Regions from separate parts of the Homo sapiens genome. Here region 2 is linked to region 1. The links are chromatin contacts, found by Hi-C or POLR2A ChIA-PET in ENCODE. All regions are on one chromosome and are shown on one strand. Each heading gives the region's core, a stretch centred on a gene start or an enhancer-like site at or near the end of the contact. The rest is flanking DNA. Distances are from core to core; before and after follow the strand shown. Region 1 overlaps C1QTNF7-AS1 (C1QTNF7 antisense RNA 1). Region 2 holds the start of FBXL5 (F-box and leucine rich repeat protein 5).

The links. Hi-C counts contacts between places; a loop is a spot of excess contacts on that map. ChIA-PET counts read pairs that join two places held with the same protein, here RNA polymerase II (POLR2A). Pooled maps may share reads with other maps.
Region 2: a map of transverse colon shows a loop between it and region 1 (10-fold over the local background). The contact joins the promoter of FBXL5 here to the enhancer-like site in region 1. A Hi-C loop is called at or near these places in 2 of 168 maps with a recorded cell type or tissue (both transverse colon), 1 of 37 single-sample maps with no recorded cell type and 6 of 50 pooled maps. POLR2A ChIA-PET finds 5 or more read pairs at or near these places in 1 of 52 experiments (activated T-cell).

Annotation. Positions count from the first base shown.
Region 1 is chr4:15,252,137-15,255,138 of GRCh38, forward strand. The region is part of intron 2 of C1QTNF7-AS1 (C1QTNF7 antisense RNA 1); the gene reads right to left. Among named protein-coding and RNA genes, the nearest start is that of C1QTNF7-AS1, 170 kb to the right of the region's middle. RefSeq lists an enhancer at 1,279-1,468. Within about 2 kb of position 1,380, at least 4 of the 41 ENCODE cell types and tissues checked have a DNase peak (open chromatin) inside an H3K27ac peak, as active enhancers do.
Region 2 is chr4:15,654,057-15,656,855 of GRCh38, forward strand. It overlaps FBXL5 (F-box and leucine rich repeat protein 5), which reads right to left and starts at 1,301. Exons shown (of 11, transcript NM_012161.4): 1 at 1,148-1,301. The coding sequence starts at 1,231. It also overlaps a transcript of FAM200B not described here. RefSeq lists silencers at 736-955, 986-1,055, 1,194-1,371, 1,296-1,405 and an enhancer at 1,706-1,825.

The DNA.
Region 1 (3,002 bases), core at 130-2,629:
ATTCTATTAAGTTTGCTGCTGTTTTTCTATTAAACCTAAAGAATAGTCATTCTGTCTCCACACAGTCCCCTTCAAAGAAGAAAAAGATGAGATATTACAGCAGCAGATATTACAGATATTACATGCAATGGTAAAAGGGGCAAGCCCTTGAAACAAGTGAGATCTAATTTTAAAATCTCATTTCTGAATGTTTCTTCATTGGCAAAATAAGGATAAGACTCATAGTGCAGTGTTATTATGAAGACTAAAGATACTGTATGTAATATTCTCAGCACAGTGCCCTGTATACAACAGAGGCTTAAAAAATTGCTCCTACATATTCTTATGCTTATTTTACTGGGCTATACTGTTTCTCAATAGATTTTCTCTCTCTCTCTCTCTCTCACACACACACACACACCCACATACACATACATGTGTGCACACACACACACACTACTGCTGAATTTCCAGGTCATATTTGGCAGACTAGTTAAGGAAGCACTGTGTACATGTTAGCTACCTTGGACCTTGAGTTGCTGCCAGGTTTTATGCTACAGAAAATGTAGTGTGGCTGGAAATGTAGCTCTACTGAAAACTGACCAACCCTGTGTAATATATCCATTTGTTTCGTCATAAAGGAAAGAGTAATGGACTAAAAGTCTGAGTTCACAGCCTTGCTTCTGCCAACACTGTGTATTATCTTCATATCTAGAACATACATTGCAGTGGGTATCAACCAAGGACTTCACATATAGCACCTCATATAAAGATCCATAAAGGGGAATAGTGTCTTGTCCTCTTTCCCAAAGAGGGAAGACAGATTTCACTAATGGCTGGTGTTGAGAGGAAGAATTTAGTAGTAGCTTCTTGCCCTCAGCAATAGCTTCTTGCAATAGCTCTTATAAGTGGACACAGATCTCCCTGATCCTCAATTGGGTAAGTTTACAAGGAAACCCTTTGCCACTTCCTGGGAGGCAAGTTGTTCTTAGGCTTTACCTGGGACTAGCAAAGAAATTGAATTCAGTGAGACTATTTTAGGGGCCCAGGTGGTTAAAGTTTCACACCATGTTTCTTCAATTCAGCCTTAAGAATAATAAAGCTGAAGTTTTGATCTCCATCTGTGTGATGCTTTTAGCTATCTTTCAAGGGGTTCCAGACATATTTGGGATGACAAGTGCATGATTTAATGGCCCCCTTAAGCCAGAACAACTAATATTTCCATTCCCATTTTAATATATGAAGAATCTGAAGGTCAGCGAAGTTGAGTAACTTGCCCAGGGCTACAGAGATATGGGTCACAAAGGTGGAATTGAACCCAAGCTCTTTTAGCTTCCAAGACTGTGGCCTATCCTCTATGCTAGACCGCCACCTTAAAAAGCAAATGTCCCTTCCTTGAGTTATTTGAATTACAATTTTTCTTTTCACAGCGCAGTTTGGGAAACTCCCCTCTACTGCTTTCAGTTTTCATATCAGCAAAATCAAGAGGTTGAACTAAAAGACCAAGAAAGCTCTCCCAGATGAAAAAGCTTGTGATTCTATGATTTATTTATTTTTTAGTTCGTATTAATTCTCCTTCCATGTTTTCAGTGCTGTGAGTTCCTGAGTTTTAAACTCCAGAAAGCAGATAAAATCATTTCCTAAAATGAAGTGTTACACATTTCATTCAAAGGAAGTGTATAATCTTGTAAAATGTATAGATTAATAAATTAAAAATTAATAAAAACAGCTGATTTTGTTACAGTGGCCATTGAGAATGTACAGGCAAATACTTCTGACTACAGCAACTATCTCCACAGAGGCGGAGTCATCTCAGCGCAAATCAGGAGCATCCTGGAACCCAACTAGAAAATCACTGGAGTATCAGGAATAACATAAGCTTTGGAGTCACAAGGCCTGAATTTGAGTCTCAGCCACCCTATCTATGAGCTGTGTGCACTGAGAAAGCCATTTAACATACTGCGCCTCAGATAATCATGTGTAAGTATTAGTATTCTTACTGTCTTCATGGTAGCTATGATGTAAACTGTTTTGGAAAGCATCAAACACTATACAAAGTCATTAGTATTAATAAAGGTGGCATTCTTCTCTCATTCATAAGACCATAGCTTCCTATGAAATCTAGGTGAAAATTACTGGGGAGTGCCACATTAGAGATGGTATCTTAGTAATTCAGAGAAACTTTGTGGAGGTTCAATGATTCAGATCCAATAGGGTTAAAGGCAAGTGGTGTTGGAAAGGCTGATTGCGAGGCTGAGATGAGAGTCTCCCTCAGGCATTGAGCTGTCAGCAGGACAGGAATAGATATTCCAAGCCCATAGCACCTCAACAGCTCTCTAAAACGCTAACATCATGCATGCAGTTGAGTAACACATGTGTTTTCAATGTCATGCAACTTTGTGCTGTAATTTAAAAATTTTGTGTGACAAAGAGCTGGATTTAAAAATGGAATATTAAAATATTAGTCACTTCTCTTTCTTCTACTGCTGTTAGCAGATTGGACATAGTTTTTCTTATAAACTTTTTTTTTTTTTTTTTTGGAAACAGTCTCACTCTGTCACCCAGGCTGGAGTGCAATGGCGCAATCTCAGCACACTGCAACTTCCGCCTCCCACGTTCAAGTCATTCTCTTGCCTCAGCCTCCCAAGTAGCTGAGACTACAGGCATGCACCATCATGCCCGGCTAATTTTTGTACTTTTAGTAGAGACCAGGTTTCATTCAGCATGTTGTCCAGGCTGGTCTCGAACTCCTGACCTCAAGTGATCCGCCTGCCTCGGCCTCCCAAAGTGCTGGGATTACAGGCATGAGCCACTGTGCCTGGCCTCTCATAAACTTTTGATACCTTTTAGAAAATGTATCTCCTTTGTGACATTTAACCTTTCCAAAAAGAATTGATCAATTTCTTCTCTTTATTTTCATTGCAATTTGTATTCTTGTATTTACAGTTGATTCTCATTTACAGTAATTATTTTCTATACAGTCACTGTGAATGCTGAATTAGCATAGCTTTTGCCGGAAAGAA
Region 2 (2,799 bases), core at 51-2,550, 400 kb after region 1:
CAACGTCACTGCTTTAAATTGCTGGTCTTGAGTGTGGCCTAACAGTGAATACCCTGGGCATCCTCCAATCGCCTGGCTGAGCTATGAAACACCCCTCTTTTCTGTAGACAATGGTTCTGCATAATGCTATGCAATTTCTGAGAATTCCTAAAAGTTGATTTCTATGCTTAAACAGTAGTCATTTGAATGCTTTATTTAGTTGGATCATTTCCACAAGAAACGGGACTGCCTGAGGTTTGCAGATATCCATGACTTTCCCCAACATAAACTGACAAATACGTGGAATGTTAATATTGTTTTAAAATCACTAGCAAAGGGCCCTGAACCATCTCCACAAAAGTGCCTCTTCAGCTTATGCTGCACCAATTATGGGCCCAAAATGGTTCTCACAGTTAAACCAACTTTTCCTGAGGCCCCCTTTATTCGAGCTCATATAAAGAAATCCAAGAGAGAATTGCTGTCTTATAACAAAATCTACATCCAGTAAGTGTTCAGGGCAATAAAAGTTGCAAGGAAAACGATAACGACACATGAAGAGTGAAGGTTCTTCAGTTCTAAACTTGGCTTTTCTCCCAAATCAAACCAGTGAAGAAAGCCGGGGGTAAAAGGAACCGGGTAGCTGGGAGACGCTGCAGTTCCAGCCAGGAAGCCAGCGAGAGGTGCAGAGGATGGGTGGGTGTCTGCACGGAGAGCCCCGAACAGGCCCGGGGGAGTGACGGGGGACGGGAACAACTACTCGGTGCAGATGGGAGTCCACCGCAGGTGGCCGGCCGGGGCACCCAGGGCTTCGAGGAGGTAGGGCCGCTCTCCTTAGAGGCAGCAGCGGGAGTCCCAGCGCGGCGGTGGGGCCGGCCCGAGGGCGGCCAGTGACGCCGGTAGCGCCCCTCCTCAGCCGCCAGGCCCTCGGCAGGGGACGCCGCCCGCCCCGAGAGCACGTCCGAGGCGGCGGCCAGGCCGGCTCTGCGAAGGCCTCGCAGCGGGCGGGCAGGCTGCGGGAGCGGGCGGCGCTGACAGCTGCGCAGGCGGCTACTCGCGCGGCGACGGCACGGGGCTGCGGGCGCGGCGCAGGCCAGGCCGCCCCAAGAACCCAGCCCGCTCCCCATCGCCGCCCGCACCGCCCACAGCGGGAGGCTCAGCGCTCCGTTACCTTGTCGCAGTAGAGCCCCACCAGCTGCTTCATCCGCCAGTGTGGGGCGGTGAAGACGTCCACTTCTTCAGGAAAGGGCGCCATCGCCACTGCCTCAGCCTCCGCCTCAGCAGCCGCGGCCGCCGCCTCTCCATAGACACCCTCGCCGCGGGGCAGAGGCGGCGCGCCCCCTTGCGCATGCGCCCGCCCCGTCGGCGCGCGCGCCCGGTCGGCTTGGCCGGCGGGGACGCGGGGGCGCGCAGGCCGCCGCCATGCGATCCCTGCGGCCCACGTGACCGGGCGCGCGCAGAGGCTCGCGGCTTCTGCCTCCCGCCCCCACTCTTTTCGTTTTTTGTCGTCTTCATAAGCCGCAGAAGGAACCCAAACCTTTTCCCTGTTTCTTTCACTACATGAAAGCACAGTAGCTGAGGGTAGGGGAAAGTCGTTGCAGTGGCGCTCTCGGCGCTTCTCCCGTTGCTGCCCTGCCCACCACGGCCTTGAGGAGAGGCAGCCAAGCACAATGGCCGCGGTCAGGGCCGCGAGCTCTGCTTGTGCCCACGCCCCGACGCCTGCTTGGCCTGGGTGACCAATGCTTCTGGCCAGGACCTCCGGAGCTGCCCTTCGCCTCCCTGCGATTGGCCCGTGCCAGATTTTTCCTGGGGCCGAGCGCAGACCACCCCGGCCGCCACTCAAAGGCCGGGCCTGGCTCCCACCCAGCGGTTGGTGAACCAGAGCTGCGGGCTCTGAGAGCTTCGGTCCCGGGCGGCAGCCCACAGCGGGCGCGGGGCCTGGGTGCGAGGGGCGGGGCAGAGACCGCGAGAGAGAGTTCTCGTGAAATTCGGGAGACTCAACGTGGGGGAAAAACAGTATCTGGGGATCCAGGTGCGGAAATGCACCTCAAGTGCAGGAACGCGGGTCAGGGATAGGCCCGACGGGCCTTGGGGGTGGGGAGAAGGGTGAATAATGGAAGGTTGGTGCGGGAAAGAACCTTGGTACAAATCCCGCCATTTTAAGCGGAGGTTCGGAGAGAAAACAAGGTCACTAACCCAGGAAAATGTCTGCCTCTTTCCCATAAATCGCCTGGCCCTGGCCACAGACCTCCTGGAGACTCTGTTCTCTGCTCACGCCGGTCAGTCTTAGATTGGTTGGCTGGAGTACTGCTGGACAGATAGAGAAATAGGAGAAAACAGGGAAGCCTGAGAACCTTGGGAGGAATTGTTATTTGCTTAATGGCCAGAACCTCCAGGAGGGCAAGAACCAGATATGCTGTGTTCACCCTTGTTCTCTATTATCTATCACAGTTGCAAGACAACATGGGGATCAGTAAATAGTCAACAAATAATGGAGTAGAAGAAGGTGAGAAAGAACTTTGCAGTGGAATGCACCCTATTTAGTTCTAATCTTATATTACTATATGCTATTATAGACAGTGTGAACAGTGGTTAAACCACAGACTCTGGAAGTTAAGATTCCTGGTTTTGCCAGACACTAGCTATACAACCGTTAACAAGCTATATGACTTCTTTATGCCTCAGTTTGCTCTGACATGAAATGAAGCTAATAATACCTACCTCAGAATCTTTATGAGGATTTATATATTTGAAGCACTTATAACAGTACCGTCTGTAAGCTAGTAATACTTTTTTAAAGCAACTCTATGAGGTAGTGCTGCA